Regions from separate parts of the Homo sapiens genome. Here regions 1, 3, 4, 5, 6 and 7 are each linked to region 2. The links are chromatin contacts, found by Hi-C or POLR2A ChIA-PET in ENCODE. All regions are on one chromosome and are shown on one strand. Each heading gives the region's core, a stretch centred on a gene start or an enhancer-like site at or near the end of the contact. The rest is flanking DNA. Distances are from core to core; before and after follow the strand shown. Region 1 overlaps LCP1 (lymphocyte cytosolic protein 1). Region 2 holds the start of FNDC3A (fibronectin type III domain containing 3A). Region 3 holds the start of WDFY2 (WD repeat and FYVE domain containing 2). Region 4 holds the start of ZC3H13 (zinc finger CCCH-type containing 13). Region 5 holds the start of DHRS12 (dehydrogenase/reductase 12). Region 6 overlaps TMEM272 (transmembrane protein 272). Region 7 holds the start of RUBCNL (rubicon like autophagy enhancer).

Evidence for each region. Hi-C counts contacts between places; a loop is a spot of excess contacts on that map. ChIA-PET counts read pairs that join two places held with the same protein, here RNA polymerase II (POLR2A). Pooled maps may share reads with other maps.
Region 1: a loop to region 2 is called in a map with no recorded cell type, with 5 times the contacts of the local background. The contact joins the enhancer-like site here to the promoter of FNDC3A in region 2. A Hi-C loop is called at or near these places in 1 of 37 single-sample maps with no recorded cell type and 4 of 50 pooled maps. POLR2A ChIA-PET finds 5 or more read pairs at or near these places in 1 of 52 experiments (GM12878).
Region 3: a loop to region 2 is called in a map of CD8-positive, alpha-beta T cell, with 14 times the contacts of the local background. The contact joins the promoter of WDFY2 here to the promoter of FNDC3A in region 2. A Hi-C loop is called at or near these places in 2 of 168 maps with a recorded cell type or tissue (CD8-positive, alpha-beta T cell and naive thymus-derived CD4-positive, alpha-beta T cell), 1 of 37 single-sample maps with no recorded cell type and 10 of 50 pooled maps.
Region 4: a map of B cell shows a loop between it and region 2 (13-fold over the local background). The contact joins the promoter of ZC3H13 here to the promoter of FNDC3A in region 2. A Hi-C loop is called at or near these places in 3 of 168 maps with a recorded cell type or tissue (B cell, CD8-positive, alpha-beta T cell and naive thymus-derived CD4-positive, alpha-beta T cell) and 9 of 50 pooled maps.
Region 5: a loop to region 2 is called in a map of CD8-positive, alpha-beta T cell, with 14 times the contacts of the local background. The contact joins the promoter of DHRS12 here to the promoter of FNDC3A in region 2. A Hi-C loop is called at or near these places in 2 of 168 maps with a recorded cell type or tissue (CD8-positive, alpha-beta T cell and sigmoid colon) and 12 of 50 pooled maps.
Region 6: a loop to region 2 is called in a map of CD8-positive, alpha-beta T cell, with 7 times the contacts of the local background. The contact joins the enhancer-like site here to the promoter of FNDC3A in region 2. A Hi-C loop is called at or near these places in 1 of 168 maps with a recorded cell type or tissue (CD8-positive, alpha-beta T cell) and 6 of 50 pooled maps. POLR2A ChIA-PET finds 5 or more read pairs at or near these places in 1 of 52 experiments (CD4-positive, alpha-beta T cell).
Region 7: a map of OCI-LY7 shows a loop between it and region 2 (6-fold over the local background). The contact joins the promoter of RUBCNL here to the promoter of FNDC3A in region 2. A Hi-C loop is called at or near these places in 1 of 168 maps with a recorded cell type or tissue (OCI-LY7), 3 of 37 single-sample maps with no recorded cell type and 4 of 50 pooled maps. POLR2A ChIA-PET finds 5 or more read pairs at or near these places in 1 of 52 experiments (OCI-LY7).

What each region holds. Positions count from the first base shown.
Region 1 is chr13:46,167,628-46,170,355 of GRCh38, forward strand. All of the region lies in intron 1 of LCP1 (lymphocyte cytosolic protein 1), which reads right to left. It also overlaps the pseudogene RN7SL288P. Among named protein-coding and RNA genes, the nearest start is that of LCP1, 13 kb to the right of the region's middle. Within about 2 kb of position 1,369, at least 11 of the 41 ENCODE cell types and tissues checked have a DNase peak (open chromatin) inside an H3K27ac peak, as active enhancers do.
Region 2 is chr13:48,974,508-48,977,207 of GRCh38, forward strand. It overlaps FNDC3A (fibronectin type III domain containing 3A), which reads left to right and starts at 1,405. Exons shown (of 26, transcript NM_001079673.2): 1 at 1,405-1,670. RefSeq lists enhancers at 610-669, 940-1,559, 1,370-1,669, 1,560-2,179, 2,340-2,439 and silencers at 1,120-1,389, 1,720-2,199.
Region 3 is chr13:51,582,982-51,585,837 of GRCh38, forward strand. It overlaps WDFY2 (WD repeat and FYVE domain containing 2), which reads left to right and starts at 1,481. Exons shown (of 12, transcript NM_052950.4): 1 at 1,481-1,843. The coding sequence starts at 1,707. RefSeq lists enhancers at 733-1,253, 912-1,191 and a silencer at 1,332-1,701.
Region 4 is chr13:46,051,383-46,054,082 of GRCh38, forward strand. It overlaps ZC3H13 (zinc finger CCCH-type containing 13), which reads right to left and starts at 1,364. Exons shown (of 19, transcript NM_001330564.2): 1 at 1,022-1,364. CPB2 (carboxypeptidase B2) reads right to left here. Exons shown (of 11, transcript NM_001872.5): 11 at 1,804-2,416. The coding sequence ends at 2,232. CPB2-AS1 (CPB2 antisense RNA 1) reads left to right here and starts at 1,466. Exons shown (of 3, transcript NR_046227.1): 1 at 1,466-1,583. RefSeq lists enhancers at 548-1,084, 1,085-1,620, 1,150-1,319, 1,330-1,529.
Region 5 is chr13:51,802,790-51,805,620 of GRCh38, forward strand. It overlaps DHRS12 (dehydrogenase/reductase 12), which reads right to left and starts at 1,374. Exons shown (of 9, transcript NM_001377533.1): 1 at 1,265-1,374. LOC107984561 (a long non-coding RNA gene) reads left to right here and starts at 1,047. Exons shown (of 2, transcript XR_007063805.1): 1 at 1,047-2,012. RefSeq lists a silencer at 935-1,574 and an enhancer at 2,125-2,254.
Region 6 is chr13:51,823,699-51,826,546 of GRCh38, forward strand. The region is part of intron 3 of TMEM272 (transmembrane protein 272); the gene reads right to left. Among named protein-coding and RNA genes, the nearest start is that of TMEM272, 20 kb to the right of the region's middle. Within about 2 kb of position 1,598, at least 14 of the 41 ENCODE cell types and tissues checked have a DNase peak (open chromatin) inside an H3K27ac peak, as active enhancers do; they include CD4-positive, alpha-beta T cell and CD8-positive, alpha-beta T cell, where a contact is called at or near this core.
Region 7 is chr13:46,385,909-46,388,608 of GRCh38, forward strand. RUBCNL (rubicon like autophagy enhancer) reads right to left here and starts at 1,344. Exons shown (of 15, transcript NM_025113.5): 1 at 1,226-1,344. RefSeq lists enhancers at 1,111-1,200, 1,581-1,860, 1,891-1,990, 2,011-2,120.

The DNA of each region.
Region 1 (2,728 bases), core at 119-2,618, 2.8 Mb before region 2:
ACTTTCCCCTACTGAAAGCTCAGAGTACCCCAAATGCATCTTTTCAATAAATTGAATATTATGGGCTAGCTGTTTAACCATGATTGCACTATTACCTTGATATCAAATGCCATTCATTCATTCTTTCACTCCATATATGTGTCTGTATGCAAAGTACTGCCCTGGCTGCTAGGGGGTTGGTGAGGGGCTTCAGGCATGAAGCCCACAGTTAAATATCAAGTTTCAAATGCAGCACATGGATTACAGCTAATTTACTGTGAAATAGTTAATGCAATGAAAAGAGTTCTGACGATCAAAAACGAACAAGTGAAAAGGTTAAACACAAGGCTCTGAGGGAAAAATAAAACTAGATAAGTGTAAGAAATTAGCACAGAGGCTTATCAAAAAAATAAAAATATAAAATACCTAAAGCAGCCCAGGCAATTAAGATATTGAGACAATTAATATACTTGAACATCTCCAAAGAAATCAAAATGGAAATAACTGGCAGGAAATAGAAGGAAGTGCCAAGCTTGGCAGTCAGGAGACCTAGGCTGTGTAACTTTAGGCTCCATCTTGCCTCTATGGGACTCAGTTTTCTCATTCATAAATTGAGAAGCGGAGTCCGTTCTATGTTAAAAGTTCCAAAATTCTATGCAGTAGCTGACAAGTATACATACAAATTAGAGCTAGATTAGAAAGTATTGCAAATGAGCTGAGAAATAGCTGCTGGCGCCATCAGCAGCTGTAGCTTTGGCTCGGAGGTGCCTTCTGTGAAATGGAGCAAGTGAGGGAGTGGGCAGCTCCCAGCCCAGCCTCGCTCCTGGGGGCTGGGGGGCTGTGTTCCTGCTCTTACCTCAGCAGCACGAAAAGCTCTGTCTAGATGCATTCTCCTCACTGGCCCCAGGCAGATGCGCTCTGCTCAGCTGCCTAGCTGCTGGACTGCCCCCGCACAGATCAGGGAAGTTCCCAGAGCAGCACGTGAGACCTGTTTTATGGGATGTTACCACACACAGCTTAAGACACGTTGATCCAGTTCACTCCTAGTTTCTAGGCAAGACGGTACTCAAACTGTCCCAGAAAGAGAGTCATCTACTATTTTGTTAAAAATATCCAAATAAGGAAATCCTACAACCTCTCTGGTGTCTCATATCCCTACTTTGTAACCTAAATCTTTTCTGATACGATTGAAGGTCTCTCTTGGGCTATTCTCAGAGGAAATAACAGGAGCTGTTCAATTCATAAAGATTCCATCACATGCCTTGGTCTCTTTATATTCTTGTAACCTGCTTTTTTAGGGCTTATTCTCCAAATCTTTCATAGTTTTCTTTGCTATCTTCTGGGTCTATGCCAACTTCCTTATAGAATGAATGTAGTAAGAATAGCAGTCATAGAATGTAGAGGTGGAGGGATCTTAGAGATGATCTATCTGGCCACTCCCCTGTCACAGAGGCATGAAATGACACCCAAGTTAAAGGACATGCCTAACATCACAGAGCTTATTGGAGGTGTGGCTGGGACCAGAGTCCAGGCCTCCTTATTTCTCTTCTTTCCTCTTTAATAAGTTTTAAACCCTAAGATAGGACTCTTCTCTTTAATTAAGACCTTCTTCACATATAGTAAGAACAATCCCCCAAGATTTCAAATGTCTTACGAATATAATTTCATGTATGTTTCTTGTACATGAAGGGGAATTTTTCTAGGTATGGCAAAGGCACTGTTCAGGTTTAGGCTGCAATTAACATGTGCCAAATCACATACAAATATTGTGTACACTGGCATCTTCTAGGTCACGATGATTCTTACCCCCTGCATTTGTCTCTATACATTTATTCTATTTTTTTTCCTTAAAGAGACAGATCTCACTATGTTGCCTAGGCAGGAGTGCAGTGGCTCTTCACAGGTGTGATCCCACTACTGATCAGCACAGGAGTTTTGACCTGCTCCATTTCTGGTGTGAGCCAGTGCACCCACTCCTCCTTAAACAACCTAGTGGTCCCCTGCTCCCATATTGATGCCAAACTTAGTGCTGACACCCAATTGACATGGCACACTACAGCCCAGAACTCCTGGACTCAAGCCACCCTCCTGCCTCAGCCTCCCAAGTAGCTAGGACTACAGGCGTGCACCACCACACCTTGTTGTACATTGATTCTTGACCTTGCACTAAGGCCCTCCAAATTTCCTTAGCAACCAAAGAGCAAACCCAATTAAAACAACTCACCACGAGATGAAATGTTCAAAAGACAAGACAGCCAAATTCATAGATCAATAATAAAATGACACCCTCAGACTTATCGCAACAATCATCATGGTTTCAGGCATCCTGTTCTGGAGGCTGGGGAGAATCAGTGAGCCCTTCCTCTGAGCTTTGGTCCAGATCTCTGTAGTGTGGTCCCTGTTACCATTCATCTCTCCTAGCAGATTAGTGTCTGGCCCATGTGAGGTACTCAGTAAATGAGCTGTGTACATGAACAAAACAATCCATAACCTAATGGTATACAGGACTTGAAAAGTCCCCTATCACCTTCTTTGAGGAATTTAACAATAATATTCTTGTGTACATACTTAGACAATCCCATCCACTGAAAGGTACAGACACCCAAAACAAGGCTACTAAATGCTTCAAATTCACATTAAACCACTTTGCTGGAAAGACAACTTTGGTGAGTTAATTTGGTGTCTAAAGGGCAGCTGCTGGCCCGAGGTAGTCTGTGAAATGGCACCTGTGCCTGCTGCCTAGCCCTAC
Region 2 (2,700 bases), core at 155-2,654:
ATACTTCAATTATTCCAAGATCAACTTGCCAGCTGTCTCGAAGAGGGCCAAATCCAAAAGTTAAGAAAAGGAAACATCTCTCACAGGGAAAGAACTTCTGATAGTGAAGAGCAATGAAAATATCTCAAGATACCACTGCCCTATTTACAACCAGAAGAAAAGAAACCTCTCATTAGCTGGCTGTGGACATAAACATCCCATCAATCTTCACCTGGAGCCGCAGAGAAAACCAGCCGAGAAAGGAGAGAAGAATGAAAAATAAACAGTAAAGCAGAAAGAATAAGAGGAAGGATCAGAGTGGATAGAGGCAGATGAGGAGATGAAAAGCAGTGAAGGATTTTAGAAGAGGTGATGAGAACATTCCAAAGAGGGAAAAAAAGAGAGCACCAAAGTAGGGATTCTATACACCGCAGCAATCCTCTGGGACTTAAACGTATGGCCAAGATATCGGTTTGAGAGTCAGTTATCAACAAAGGATTTAATTAGCCATTGTATTCTTTAAGAATATAGAGAATAATCACATTTTAAAGAGATTTCTGTAAAACAGTTTTAAAAATACAGCTATTTTAAAAGATCGCACAATTAATACACTGAAATAAAGCCCAGACATGCAACTTGTTACATCCATCACCATTTTTGAAAGGACAGTTCCTGAGGCTGGACTCACCGGCCCAAGTACTACCCCCTCCCCAGGTCTCCGGCGGCAACTGTAAGTCAAAAGCCCTCAGGCATTATTGCAGCGTCCCACATTGTTTGAGGTTCCAGGAAGTCGCTGCTACGCTCACTTGTAAGTCTTCGTGCTGTTGTAAAAATTGAGGTCGTGGTTTTCCACGCGATTTGGCTGGCGAAGAGACCACGAAGCCACCCCCCACGTTTTCAACTGAGTAAATATCTAAATATTTTTGCTTGCTATCCAGATCCTGGGTTCGAAGTCTTTGGGATTAGAAACTTCCAAGCCCATTTCAGAGGCTTCCTAGTCCTTGGGAGGAGTGTCTTTTAAAGCACCTGCCAGCCTTAAGTTCGCGTGCTTTCGGAAAGGGGCCGACAGGGTGCGTCTCAGGGGAGCCTTTTGAAATGTGGATTGAGAATTGTGTGAGTGTCTCTAGGAACCTCCATTAACTCCACTTTTCCTGAGTGTAGCTCCGAGCCTGGCCACAGCGGATGCTACCACAAGCCAGGCGCAGCCGGGCCTCGGGAGAAAGCCGGAAGCCCGAGAGGGTGTGGGCGCTCCGGGAGCCAAACGCGGCCGCTCAGCCGCCACGCGCCGGTGGCCCCGCGGGGACTCGCGTTCCGGTGAGAGAGCCCCGGCGCGGCGGGCTCGAGGCGGGGGTTCGGGGTCCCGGCCGCGGGCTCCGTCGGCGGGGCCCGCGCAGCCGCACTCGGCGCGCCGACTTCGGGCTCCTCCTCCCGGCTCCGTAGTAAGCATGGCGGCGGCGGCGTTCGTGGTCCCTCGGGTGAAACAGAAAGCGGGAGCTACGCGGAGAGGGAGCGAAGAGCGGGGCTGAGGCGGCGGCGTCACTGCCAGGAAACAACCCCAACAGTCAGCGCGCCGGCGGCCGCGGCGGCCCTGAGAGCTGACTCTGCAGCTGAGGTAGAGAGACAACGATCAGGAACCCTAAGAAGAGGCGCCAGAGGAGCCGCCTTCTGCCTCAGAACGGCGTGACTCGGAGGTGAGAGCGCGGGCACTCCCTCCGCGAAAGGCGGGGGACACCGAGCCGTCCCAACCCCGTCCCGCCCCGGAGGAGGCGCCGCGGAAACCGTTAGGCTGGGACTGAGGGCCGGGGCACTCTCCAGGGCTCGGCCCCGTCGAGGGGCGCGGACCACCCCCTTCTGTGGGCGCGCTGTGGGCAGAGGTGCAGAGGGGCAGTGGGGCCGGGGACAGGACCGGTCTACTAGTCGGGCACCTGCCGGGGCCGAGCCTAGCCAGGACACGCTTGCGGGGGCGCGGCCGGGGGCGCCATCCAGCCCAAGAGGAGGCGGCATCTAGCCCGAGGGAGGTGGCGCTGGTGCGCGGGCGGCCCTTCTCTCTGTCCCCCGCCTCCTCCCCGCGGCGAGCCGCGTAGCTCCGGAGGGCTCGGGGGCGGGGGCGGGGGCGGGGGCTGGGGCGGAATCCTCCTGAGAGGATCGCCCAGCACCCGCGGCGCCTTCGGCTTTGGCCGCCCGGCAGCCGCCGAACTTGAACGCTTTTCTGAAGAGAGTTTTCCCCGCTCATCTTGGGGTTAAAACCTCGAAAACCCGCCCTCTGTTTGATCCTGCGTGGCTGCTTCCAGTACCTGGCAGTTCCTCTCCCCGGGCGAGTTAACCACCTGTTCAGTCGGGAGGTGGACTCGAGGCTGCAGTCCTCGCCCGGTTTTAACAACCTGGATCTTCGAACTTTTGACACGGCTTTGGAAACGACGTCATGTGTTAGGTAAAGGAAAATGAACAGATAATTTCGCTGTCAGATTGCGAGCAGAAGAGGGACTGTTTTAATGGATGTGGTCGTTAATTGTTCTTTTATTCAACTGTTAGCGTTACAAGCCTTGGGATATTTTAGAGGGTGGAATGCGATGATTTGCTGGGGGTGCTAGAGATTGTGAATTCGAGATTTTCTTTTGTGAGATTTTACGTAAGTTCCTTTGGACACCTTTGTGTCTGACCATCTATTAAATAAGAGTCGCAGGCTGATGAGATTTTTTTTTTCTTTTTGCGGTATAATCA
Region 3 (2,856 bases), core at 231-2,730, 2.6 Mb after region 2:
AGAGACAGCAGGTTGTAAAATGTTCCTTACCAGACCTAAAACGGTGCCTGGCTCTTAGTTGGTTATCTCCTGGGTGTAGGAAGGAAGGAAGGAAAACAAAGGGGAAAGGGGATATAGAATGTGGATTTTTCCCACAAGAGACTTTGCAGGGCAATTTTAAGGCATGGCAAGGAAATATAATTTGGGGTAAAACATTTTGATTTTCTTCCTTGTTACGCCAGAGTCAGACTGGAAAGTAAGTCATGACCTACATGGTCAAAACCCATCTGATGAGAATTTATGGTTTTTGTAGGCCATGACTCCCCAGACCCCTTAGATAGGAATTTGGGCAAGATAAAAAAGCAGAGCTTAGTCTTCACGATCAACCCCACATGCCAGGCCTTCTGGTAGGCACCTAACATTCAGTCAGTAACTACAGTAACTCTGTCCGTTGTGTCTGGAGCAAGCTAAAAAGGCTGGATTGCTGGGGAAATGGAAAGAAGCCAGCACTAGGGGCCTGGGTTCAAGTCTGGAGGGAAGGAGGGGTTGTTTAGCCCTAACTTTGCACTAAAGTAACCTTGGCTGTGTAATTTAGCCATCTAAGAAAACGAGGGGATAGACACCCCATATGTTCTCTGAGCTCCCTTGAAGATGTCTGTATGAAAGATTCTCTCCTTTTCATGTCCCTTCCGTGCCACTATTCCGAGCATCAGTCTGACCCTAGGAGTGGTGACGTCCTACTCAGCTGGGGGCTGCCCCTCAGTTCCCATAGAGGCAAGTCTGGGTCCTGACTTGGCCAATGGCCCTGGAGGCCGCTGAGCTCCTCAGGCCCATAGCGCAGAAAGTGGGCGATAGGTCATTCCAGGACAAGGGGGCGGAGGCTCCAAGAAACTACGACTCCCAGGAGGCCACTGGGTTCCCTCCGGCAGCCTGGGCCTGGTGCATGTTGGGAGCAGTAAGCGGCCTCCCGCCGCGCTTCATTGTTAAGACCGCTAGGCCAGGTAGCCCGCGCGCATGCCAAGTCACGTCCCAACGAGTTGGGCGGCTTTCCTTCCTGCAGGCCTCTTCTCTTTCCGGTCTTGCTGAGGCGCTCCTTTCCCCGCCCCACCTCCGCCCTCTTTTCAGGGAATTTCGAAGGGGCGTGGCGTCTGGCAAGCGCGTCCCCAGGGGTGTGTATACGCGCGTTCACGGGAGGTTAAAGAGGGAGGAGCCTAACCCTTGGGTGTGTAAGGCAGAGAGAAGACCGCGAGGAACGGAAAGCGCATGCGTCCTAGTGGTGCTGCAGCGCCCGGGGAGTCGCGGAGGGGAGGGGTGAAAATGGGCTTGCGGGACTGACGCACGCGCATTGGGATACCAGATCCCCGCCTCCTGCTCCAGGTTTCCCCTCCTCCTTCACCACCCTCCCGGAAGTGGAGCCGCCCTCGCGCCCACCAGCGGCTACCCCCTGCGGCAGGCCCCGCCCACACAGGCTCCGCCCCCCGGCGCTCCGCCCCCTCCTCTTGTAGTGGCGCCGGCTTGCATCCCAGGTCGTGGCGGTTTTGGTGCCTGAAGCAGGGAGCGCGGAGTCGTTCCCGAGAGAGGCGGCCAGGCTATGCTCGCCGGTTTCCGGCGTTCCGCTCCGGCCAGCCAGAGTCTCTGTCTCAACCTGTGTCCGTGCTCCAGCAGTCTCCTCAGCCCGGCCCCGCGGCGCGGTTGGCGGCGGCGCCCCAGGCGCGCCCCCTCCTCCGATGGCGGCGGAGATCCAGCCCAAGCCTCTGACCCGCAAGCCGATCCTGCTGCAGCGGATGGAGGGGTCCCAGGAGGTGGTGAATATGGCCGTGATCGTGCCCAAAGAGGAGGGCGTCATCAGCGTCTCCGAGGACAGGTATGGACTACTGCCATTCGGCCGCGAGGAGGGGCGGGACGGGCCGACGGCCCTCGAGCCCGCGTCAGGGGCTGTGCCTTCACGTCGGCGCGAGTGTAGACTTGCTCCCCCAAGTTTTATTGTAATGCGCATCCTGGTGGTGCCGGTGTTCAGCTGCGCGCCGCCTCCGCTGTGTGGCTCCGGGAAGCGGAGCCGGGACGGCGGCGAGCGCTCCGGCTTCACCCCGGGCTGGGTAGTGCCTGCGGGAGCCGGGTGGCCCTCGGGCTAACGGTGCGCTGGAGGGACTTTGGTCCATCCCTGAGGACAGGAGGGAAAGAGGGGAGGAGCCGCCCGGCTTTGCAGGTGTGTGCTTGGGGAACGATGCCCTGAGCCGCCTCTGCAAGATAACCAAGGGGTTTGGGGTACTCTCGTACAGCTCCCAGGGTTTCAAACGGAGAAAGCAAATGCCACTCCTTCTTCCCAGACATTCCTACTGAATCCAGATAACCCAGACATCTTAGGCTGAATTCAGTGAATATTCTAAGTTGTACCAAGAGTAAGTTTAGGCTTCTGCGTGGTGCCTTCTTTCCTTTCCCCTCCTTATCTCTTGGAGCTCGAGGAGAAGCGCGTAGAACTTGTAACGGATCACTGCTGCAAATAGCTCTTGAGTTCCTTCCCTTTGCCTGTTTCCTTTATTTTTGCTTAATTTTGCTTAATATGCAGAAGTGGAACTAGTTGTTCTGCCTTCAAATACTCTCTCTGTTTTGCGTTTTCGCTTTAACTGAATTTCCTTGAATATGCAGGAATAAAGCTGATGAAGCTAATTTCTAGAGTAATGTTGCTTGAAGATAGTATTATGATAATTTATCTGAAATTGTTTCTTTGGTAAAATCTATATAAGCATTCTTACAAAAGAACACTGTAGAGGTACATAACACGGGGATTTTACAGTAAGTAGGTTTTCTTAATATAAGTTCAAATCATGCAGAGGTAAAGTATCCTTTCTTGGTGACTCAAAATTGAGAGGCTGAGCA
Region 4 (2,700 bases), core at 114-2,613, 2.9 Mb before region 2:
TTGCATCAACTTTGCTAGTCTCTAGTTGAAACTGTCATCTGTTATAATCTAAATAGTTCATTAAGAAAATAAAAATTATTTGAAAATCTATAGATTGTATTCACAAAACGCTCCAATATATTGTACTAAAGCCAGTAATTTCAAATGTTACAGAACTAGACCCCGCTAACTGGCACCATATACCCATAGACTGAACTGCATAAGTATTTATTCTCCAACGGTATCGCGGACTTCGAAAACTTGAGGTGTAAAGATGTTTTCCAAATTTTTAAAACTACTTTAAAAATCCAAAAATCTTAAGAGACTTCATACTCCCATAATTTTCAAAGTAGTTCGAATTACCTGAAAGCCCCATAGTATAACCAAATACCTTAAGACTACCCTTCACAAACAACATCTTACCAACATAATTCAAGTATTATCAACTCTAAATAATTTTCAAACCACATAAATTGCGTTAGCCTATTACAGAGAGATAATGCCGCCAAACAGACTCTCTTCTTTCTATTCCACTTTCCCCCGTTTCTGACAGTTGCCAAAACTACCTACCTAAGGCTTGTGAAGATAAAGTAGCACTCAATTCCCAGGACCTAAATCGTTATCACTGCTGAGGGAAAAAAAAAAAAACAAGACCAATCACAAGTAAGATGTTTTTCTCTAACAGATCTGGAATGAGTATAGAGGAAGATTCTAAATTTAAGCCCAAATTGCTGCACCCTTCCATCGCACACAAATACGAACACCATACAAGGGTTCCCGTGCTTACATCAAATGGTAACGAGGGGTACAGCCTATTGTCTGAGTCTACTTATCGCCCTTAGACAAATGCCAGAATCATAATCAGAGTGAGAAATTACGCCTGAGCACAGGGGGCTATTGCAGAGTTAAGGGTGGGATGCTCAAGGAAAGCTCAAAATCCCAGTGACTCAAGCAAAGACGGGGGGGGGTAACCCGGGCCTCCGCATTACGGGTCCGCTCAATGCCTTCCCCAGATACCCACACCAATTCACAGAACGCTTACTTCCTCCCCAAGCTCCCTTCGCAAGTGCAGTCCGGAGGCACCACCGCCGCCGCCGCTCCGAGGAGCGGGGGAGGCGACTCTGTCCCCGCGCCTGGACCCAGGAGGACGACGACGAGGAGAAAGCGATGCGCGCGCGGCTCCCGGGAACCGGCTCTTGGCTAGCGAGGAGCCCCCGGGATGGCTGAGAAGCAGAACCAACCCGCCCGCCGCCTCTCCAGGGTCAAGCGAAACTGGGTCGCAGGAAGAAAAATAACGAAGAGATTGTAGATTAAGAAAAGGCAACAAAAACACTACCAGGCCGCTAGGAGGACCGCCTCAAAATGCCGCCGGAAGTCAGAGGTTTGCCCTGTTCCTCTGTAGACCCAGGCAGCTTCCGGCCGTCAGATTAGTCGTCAGTGCGCAGACACCACCCTTCGTGGACACGCCCTCTAGGCGTAAGGTTCCATGCGAGCGGTAAGAGTGCGGCGGGACTTGGAAATCGAATCTGTGCTCTGTGAGAGATCCTAGGAAAGGAAACTGGGAGCCCGGGAGAACTAAAATTCCCAATTAAAAGTGAATTTAAGTGAGTTTTCTCTTTTTATTACATAATTCCTTACCATAAACAGCTGTTGTAAATGCGCAAAATGCGGCATTTGTTGACAGTACCTAGAGCCACTCATTCATTCGTTCAACAGTGTTTATTGAGCAGCTGAGCTGGAATGAGAGGCTATGTTTGTCGTTTTTGACACCCCTCCCCTTTCTGGGCCATCGCCTAATTACCGTGGAGCAAACGGAATGCATGGTTGTATTTCTAAAGGCACAAGCAGAAATTTATTGAAAATTTGGAGCAGAAATCTTTAATGTACTTCTGACCACCCTTCCTTTTGTTGAGTAGGATCCAATGATCAGCGTGAGATGATCATTGATTAAACTTGCTTGAGATGGCTAGTCAAACGTCGAAACTTGCTTGAGATGGCTAGTCAAACGTCGAAAATCAAAGAAAAAGTAGGTAACTAGACTTTTACAATTTTTTTTAAAGGGTAAAAAGACATGAACCCTAGTCTGCCTTAATGGCAAAGTAGCACTTATTAGGTTCTCTGACAGAACCAAGGAATAGGAAAATCTTTTATCAAAACTACGGATAAAACTTAAAAATAATTTGATACAATGATTTGGTCTTGCTGGAATCAGTAAATTAAAATACGGAAGCAGAATGATAAAATCAGGGGCATTAAACATTCCTAATGACATGCCAAGCTATTTTAGAGACAGCGGCAAAAGCTTCTCTACAGGTGGGTTTGATGTAACGCTCCGGCAGCAAGAATCCGTATGTGCCCGTATCTCGAAGTTCAATTGTAAACGAATATTTGATGCCCAAATCATAGATCCAATCGTCCCCACCTCCAGGAGCTAGGTCTAAAAGAAGAAGAAAGAAATTGTTGAAATACAGACGTTTCAAATTAATTTACAAACTGGGAATTGTTTGATTTAAATGTTTATTTGTTTGTATACCTTTAGATTTTTTTCAGTTTTTAACTAATATAAACAACTTTACAATGAGTACCCTTGTTTATACATAATTGCTTCTTTGTCTCTTTAGAATATTCTTCCCTAGAATAGATTTGCTAGTCTAAGGCTCTGTACTTTTTGCAATTACGGCATGTTCCCAAATGGACGTCAAAAGAACTGAATTCATTTAT
Region 5 (2,831 bases), core at 124-2,623, 2.8 Mb after region 2:
GCCAACTGCCTTCCCCTCCCCTCCCTTCCCCCACCAATCTGTGGTGGATTGGGCCCCTTGGCCTCACTTCTACCTTCCCTCAAGGTGGGGAAATCAGAGCGAAAGAGTCCTGGGAGAAATTTTTACAGTCTGCTTTCCTTGGGGCCCACCCCTGGTTGGAAACTGACTTAAGCTTTCATGCTGTGTAATGTGGAAAGATCCAGCAATTAATGGTCATTGCCAGAGGACACCCCTTTGAAAGAAAGAGGCTGCCACTGTATTCCCCTAAAAACTGTGGGACAGGGCTCACGACTACACTCCCCACCATTCTCTGCAGCAGGGGCTCCTGAGACAGAGCTGAACCTTCTCCAAAACGATGTGGGGTGAAGAGCAGGGAGTTGCAACTCCTACCTCCCCTAGGAGTGCTGGCCAGGTTGCCGTGGGAACTGATAAAGCCCCAGTGCAGGGAGAAGCCTCTCAGAGGTGAGAATCACCTGGGGCATTTGGATGAAATGCCAGTCCAGGCCCCTGTGCAGATCCACTAAATCAGAATCTGTAGGGATGGGGCCTGAAAACTGGGTACTTTTAATTCTCGCCCAGTGATTCTGATGTGCAGACAGGGTTGAGAACCAGCGGTTAGCCTAATCAATTCTAAGAGAAAACCTCCATCTCTCCTCCGTCACAGGAACCTGTCACCTCTTAAAACCACAATGAGGTGGAGAGCCAACTAGGGCACACTGAGCGTGGTCACGGGGCGACGAAACCACCACGCACCGTTCCCCAGAAGCACACACTGGCTGGAAAGTTCCAGCTGGAGCCAAAGGTCGCAGTCCAGGTGCTGCATCTTTTTAAAGGAAACACACCCAAAGGCACTAGGACAGAGCCTTAGCTAGCGATTTAGATCCAGCCCTATCTGACGCCGCCAGCAGCACCACGAAGACACTTCCACGAGCACACCCAGCGGGGCGCCGAGGTGCCGCCCAAGAGGCTCCTTGGCGCCGGGGCCGCCTGACGTCAGTGGGACGGCCCTGGGCTTGGGCGCGCCACAGCCCCGCCCCTCGGGCGCCAGTCTCGGTCGCGGGCATTGAGCGGCTGGAGTCTGGCGACTGCCCCACGCCCAGCCGTGGGTCGCTAGACGGCGGGCGCACCCGTCGTTCTGGACACGCTTAGTCGGCCCAGCGAGAGGGCGAAGGAGCCGCGGGCGCGTCCCCGCCAACCCTGCTCGCCCGCGCCGAGGCGGGCCACGTGACAGCCCGGGGCCCCGCGCCCCGCCGCGCCGCCTTACTTGGTGTACTCGCGCAGCCCCTTGGCGAACCACACGACGCTGCGGTACAGGGACATGCCGGGAGCGCCCCACGCCTAGCCCCACCGCGCTCCCGGCGCGGCCTCCGCCCTGGTCCCGCCCCCCGGGAGTCGCCCGCCCTGACATCATCCCGGTTATGTAAGAGCCGCGGCTTCCGGTTCCTTGCTCCACCGGTAAGGCAAGGGGTCTCGGGGCCGGCCGGTCGACTCCGCCCCAGCCTCAGAGGGTGGAGTGAGGGCGGACCGGCCCTGGTGGGGGCCGCAGTCGAGGTCCGCAGTCTCCTCGGGGTCGAAATCGGGCATCAGCGCCGTTTAGAGAACACCGTCCTGCTGGGCATGGCCGGGATGCGAAGATGGCCCTGCAACGCACCTCCTAGAATTTGGTTACCTAGAAAACCATGTGGAATAAAACGACGAGGCTTATGATATTTAAAAGACTTCTGCATCGAATTGGTGTTATCATAAGGGTTATTTTAATAACTGGCATTCTCTAAGTTTCTACACGTGTTGGGGGATGCAGTGCCGTGCCACATTTCCCGTCTCCAGCAAGCGCAGTCAGATTGGCGACATCGCAGGCAAGAGGCAGGGCTGGGGCTCCCACCCGAGAAGTAATTGTCTCCAAAGTTGGACTTTTGCCACTGGTTCTGCGACTTCATGCAATGCCAGGGAGAGCCCCTTGATTTCCCCCAAATCCTCATCAGCCTCTTTCCACCCAAGCCCAGATGAACAGTGTGAGTAAAAAAGAGTGTGGTTGCTGCGTGAACCCAGATCTCAGACTAGTCATCCAGCCCCATTATGTAGGACTCAGACACCCCTGTCCACATCTAACCTCCAGCCCTAACGCCACATTAGAAATGGGGGTCTTACTGCTGCTGTCACTCCTAGTCACCCTGTTAAATTCTATACCGGTTTACCCAAGTCGCCCAGAGACTGGGCCCCACTTACATAAGCTGAAGAGACCAGCTGCTTTAATAGCCTCATTACCTAGGATATAGGATCACTGTCCAACCTCACTCCACAGTGGGCAAGTTTTTACTTCAGAATAACTTTTGAAATAAATTTCCCCGGAACAGCTCGCCCCTCTCAACAGGACTCTGAGGCTCCACTACGTTGCTGTTATTCCTGACAGAGTGATGAAAGGAAATTTAAACAAGTGGCATTTTGTAAAACCACCCCAGCCTGTGTGACTTTCAATGCCTGTCCGATTTGGCTGGGAAAATATTTTAGATCCCCAGGGCTACATACTGTTTTTTATACCCTCCTCTTTGTGTCAGTGATGGAAAAGGTGTCAATCTGCTCTGAATCTCTCTGAACACCTCAGGAAATAGGCTTTTGGCTCGCAGAGAGGGGATGAGAAATAGTTTTGAACCACCAAGTCTCTTGGAGGGTGTCAGCAGCCCCTTGAAGTAAAAGTGTGGCTGCAAACCCAGCTCTCTGCATTAGCCAGGTGAACCTGAGCATGCTGCATACACCCTCAGTCTTGGTTTCTTAATATGTAAAATGGGAATGAATATGCGCACCTCGTGGGGTGGTTGTGATTAAAGGCATTC
Region 6 (2,848 bases), core at 348-2,847, 2.8 Mb after region 2:
TTAAATGACATTTAGACTTTTAGCTTTGATTTGGAATTTTATTCCCTATAAATGCCTTGATACTTAAGCAGAGGGAGTAAACTGTTTTTCTATGACTACACCATATTCCATTGAAATGAACAAAATTTTCTAGGTATACAGAGAGCCATAAATTCAGGGCCCAAAACAGAGTTTAGTCAAATATACACGTTGATCCAATCATCAACCTATGGAGGCTTGTCTTTTAGTTATCTCTGATGTTTAGGTGAATTTGTTATTAAATGGAAATACTTTCCAAGTCTCAACACAGCCTTTTCACACAAAGACCTTTAAGTACTTGGTGCCAAATTTGTTGGACATGGACTGCCTTTCAATTCAAAAGCCAGCTGTGAAATGAACATTGAGTAATGGCTTAGATATCTGCTCATTCCCAATGAATAAAAACAGCTGCTGTTCACAGGAGAGTCAATCAGTGCACAGATGGCTTAAAACGATCCTAATAAATTTAATAAAAGCCATCTTTCCCCCTGTGTTCTCATGTACTTCTTAGGACCTACCTTAACTCTAGATTTTCTTTCTTGTCTGATCTGCAGTATCACGATTATTCTTTTTGGTTTTAGATCTCTCCCTAGTTCAGTTGATAACAACTACCAAATGTAGTGATTTTTAAAATATTTGTTATTGTGATAAAATATCTCAACAAAAATTGCCATTTTAACCATATTTAAGTGTACAATTCATCGGCATAATTACATGCATCATCTTGTGCAACCATCACCACTATCTATTTCCAAAATGTTTTCATCACCCCAAACACAAACTCTATAACCAATATTGCTCTAGAAGCAATAACACCTCCAAAACCCTCTTTCCGCAGTGGATGTGGTGATTTTAATATAATATCCATGGGAATTGGCTTGTGGGGTCTTGTCTCTTTTATGCAGCCTTATTGGTGGATGAATTGTTGCAGTTAAGTTCATTTGAAAGATAACTGGCTGGGCGCGGTGGCTCATGCCTGTCATCCCAGCGCTTTGGGAGGCCGAGGCGGGCAGATCACTTGAGGTCAGGAGTTCAAGACCAGCCTGGCCAACGTGGTGAAACCCTGTCTCTACTAAAAATATATAAATTAGCCAGGCATGGTGGTGGGCGCCTGTAATCCCAGCTACTAAGGAGGCTGAGGCACAAGAATCACTTGAGCCGGGTAGGCAGAGGGTGCGGTGAGCCGAGATCGCTCCACTGCACTCCGGCCTGGGCGACAGAGTGAGACCCTGTCTCAAAAGAAAGCAAAAAGAAAGGTAACTAACCACAGGGTCCAAAGGCTAGGGTTCTCTTACCTTACAGATTTTGCATAGAATGCCCTCTGGAGAGTACCCCCGACTTCATAAGCAGGGCATGCCTAACATCTTGTGAACTCTTCTTGGAAGAACAGAGCCATATAATAAGTGTTAATTTTTGAATTGCACTGTAATAATCACAGCACCAGGGCCTGCTGAAGTGATTGAATTGTTCACTCTTACACTAAATGGCCCCAGACTACTTGGCTGTTTCAGTTCTCTGCAAACCTTAAAATCTTATCTTCTTTTTTATTTCCTGTCAGGCTGTTAGCTTTCATGTCTTACAGATCTAAGGATACTGTTTTTGTTTCCATTTTTAGTATTGTGGCTTTAGCAGGGGTGGCAGGGTGAAACTTACATAACAAAAGAAACCATTCTAAAGTGAATAATTCAGTGGCATTTAGTGGATTCACAGTGTTGTGCAACTACCACCTCCATCTAGTTCGAAAACATTTTCATCACCTCAAAAGGAAGGCTCCTACCCATTAAGCAATTAGGGTACTGGGTGTTTCGTTGTTGCTGTTTTGCAACAACTCCTATGCTCTTTTACTTTCTGCTCCAATATGCTGTGAGCTTGGACCTAGAACACTGGGCCTGCTGAGCTGCTTCTTTTTTGTTTTTGTGTTTTTTTTTTTTTTTGGAGACAGGGTCTCAGTCCTGTTGCCCAGGCTGGAGGTATAGTGGCACGATCATCCCACCTCAGTCCCCCGAGTAGCTGGGACTACAGGCACACGCAACCACACCCAGCTAATTTTTAAGTCAAGACTTGCATTTTTTGGTAGAGACAAGGTCTCACTATGTTGCCCAGGCTAGTCTCAAACTCCTGGGCTCAAGCAATCGGCCCGCCTCAGCCCCACTAACTGCTGGGATTACAGGCGTGAGCCACCATGCCCAGCCATGCTGGGCTTCTAGGTAAATAGGGGTAGCTAGGTCCTGTACACAGGGCTCCCATTAGCAATGTTCAGGAGCATGAGATTAATTTCACTGACACGTGATAACAATTTTTAGCTACTTAAGGAGCTTCCCCCATCCTGCCCCTCCCCTGACCTTCGCTAGACCTCACACTTCTGGATTATGAGGTTGTTTAATATACGTGATTTATGGAAATATTTACTCATTCATTCAGCAAAAAAAAAAAAAAAAAAATGTATAGAGTGCCCATACATCACCTAACGCCAGGTGCATTTTTTGTATTGCTTGCAACCTGCTTCCACAAGGGAACATAGGAACTGGGAAGGGACTTTGGGAAACCTCTAGCCCAGTCACTTCCAAACTTGGGCTGGAGGGATCAGAATCATCTGGGGACAGATTTCTAAAAGAGAGTGTCTGTCCCCACCCAGATATACTGCACTGATATCTCCCAGGGCGGGGCCCAGGAATGTGTATTTTTTAAATCTTCACCAAGTCATTCTGAGATGGCACATAGGTGTCTGGGAATCATCGGGCTGGCCAGTTCTTCTTAAACACATATTTAATGTTTAAAGATTACATGCCTTGGGTCCATGCCCCAACCTGGCTGACCTGTGGCGTCCAGC
Region 7 (2,700 bases), core at 94-2,593, 2.6 Mb before region 2:
GGCAAAGTTCCTGTCCTCTGCTGTCACTCAGTAATGAGCAGTTTCATGTGGCAGTGCAGAAACTGGGGTTTGAGAAACAGAGGTGTCCTGACACTCTGGACCGGTAATCACGAAAACCCCAGCACTGCCATAAAGATGCTGTCTTAACTCGGCTCCAAACAAAGTTCTGTCGGCGGCCGGCAGTGTTTCAGTGGGCAGCAATGTGGTGATACCTTCACAGGATACTTTATAGGCTTCAAAACACTTCCCTCCCTCCAGGCCATTAACCTTCTAAACCACACAGTGGGGTATGGCTGGAGTATTCTCCCCCTGAGGCAAGGGAACTGAAGTTCAAGAAGGTTTCTTGACTTGCCAAGATCTCCCCGCTACTTTGGCTTTAAGAAACTGGGTCTAAGAAACTCAAGCTTACGGATTCTCTGTTCTCTGCGCGCTCCCACCACATCTTCAATTCAAAGATCCTTCCAAATTCCACAGAAATAACCCAGTAAGGGCAGCTCTTGAGTATACCTTTTCCTTTGAGTCTTAATTTTCACTCAAGGCGAAATAACCCCTCCTCTGAAAGTTCTCCACGTTTTCCAAGCGGACAGCATCAAGTTCGCAGGGGATCTGTATCAGTCTCAGCAGGTGGACTTCACAAGGGGCGGGTTGGGGGAACGCCCGCCTGACCGTGTCCGGCGTGGCGGGGGGTTGGGGGCGAGAAGAGTGGGGGTTGCTATGTAGGGCGCCCGGACCAAATAACACGCCGCGATTTCACACTCCAGCCTAGCTCAGTTATGTAGCCAAATGTTTTTCTGTCACCACATATCCACGACTTTGGCTGTGTTGAGGACGAAAACAGAGAAAAGACACTGATCCCAGAACACTGCGCCTGGGAGGACGCAGGGCGCAGGCTTTGTAGTCTCTGAGAATCGCCCTGCGTAAAAGTGTCCTGAGGTCCCGCTTCTGCGCCCTTCCCGGCCCAAGCCGAACACAGGGTCAACCTCACTCTACAAAGTCAACCGGATAGAAATCCGCCACCCCGCGAGGAGCCCCTTCCTACTGTCTCCAAGGGGTCCCCGACACTGCTCTGAGCGACCCTAAGATACCTGGGTGTCTCTGCTGGGCACAAACCTCTCTGGCGCCACTTCCACCATCCAACCTCTCCCGCGGCCCTCCCTTCCCTTTCTCCAACCACCCTCTCCACCCCGCGCCGCTCCCATCTCGCCCCCGGCCCCGCCAGCCTCACCCAGCCAAACCCGAGCGGTGGAACGCTGCGCTGGGTAAACGCCGCGCGTCGGGTCCTCCCTCGCGCGGCTCCGGGCAGCGTTCCGTGGCCACCGCGCTCCCGGTAACAGCAGAAAGGGGAGGGAGGAGAGCTACCGAGGAGGGGACAGCGACGCCCCGACGCCGCCACGCCCCCCGCCTCCCACACGGGGGCCACCGTAGCTCTCTAGAAGCTCCTCAGGGAAGCAAAGCGCCGTTCCCGCCGCAGGCACCGAGACGTCGCCCAGATGGAAGAAACTCTGGAGATGCGCGCTCCTACACCGGTGCCGCGGCGCCCGGGCCCAGCACCACGCACCTATGCGCGCCTCTGCCGGTCCTCCTAGAAATCCCGCCCTGCCTACCCGCGGCGCGAGACGCAACGACGCTTTCAGGGGTCAAAGACCTGGCAGAAATGACTTCCCAACCCCAGATGCCCCCAGCAGCAGTATTTAGCAGTCATACAATTGCCTGAAATGAAGAATGAGTAATCTGGATGAGTCGGCCCTGAAATCGACCTGCAACTTACCCGGAACGTGAGCTGTCTCTCTCTGACCTCTGCTGGCTGCTTCACCTGGAGTCTGAGTCCGACTCATGTAGCACTTCACTGTCCGCGTTAGTTTAGCCTTCACTGTCAGCAACTCGTCACCTTGTCCTCTTGCAGCGAAGGTTTGGAATCCCATCACGGGTGTGCAGTGGTTAGTCCTGAGATCATGGTGGTGCTAGGAGAACCTGCCAACCAATACAGAAAGTTGTCACGAATAGAAACCTAAGCTCTGGCCGGGTGCGGTGGTTCAAGCCTGTGATCCCAGCACCTACTTTGGGAGGCCAAGTCGGATGGATCACTTGAGGTTAGGAGTTCGAGACCAGCCTGGCCAACATGGTGAAAGCCTGTCTCTACTAAAAATATAAAAATTAGCCGAGCGTGGTGGCGGGTGCCTGTTATGCCGGCTACTAGGGAGGCTGAAGCAGGAGCAACCCGGGAGGCGGAGGTTGCAGTAAGCCGAGATCGCGCCATTGCACTCCAGCCTGGGCGACAGAGCAAGACTGTCAAAAAAAAAAAAAAAAAAAAACAGAAAGGAGAAGAAGGGAAGGAGGGAGGGAGGGAGGAAGGCAGGCAGGCAGGCAGGAAGGAACCCAAGGGAGGGAGGGAGGGAAGAAGGAAGGAAGGAAGGAAGGAACCTAAGCCAAGGAAGGAAGGAAGGAAGGAAAGCAAAGAAAGGAAGGAAGGAAGGGCGAAGGAAGGAAGGAATCTAAGCCAAGGAAGGAAGGAACCTAAGCCCAGGAAGGAAGGAAAGAAGGAAGGAAGGAAGGTAGAAGGAAGGAAGGAACCAAAGCCAAGGAAGGAAGGAAGGAAAGAAAAGTAGAAAGGAAGGAAGGAAGGAAGGAACCTAAGTCCCAGAAGGAAGGGAGGGAGGGATGGAGGAAGGAAGGAAGCTAAGCTCTCTCTCGCGGTGCCCT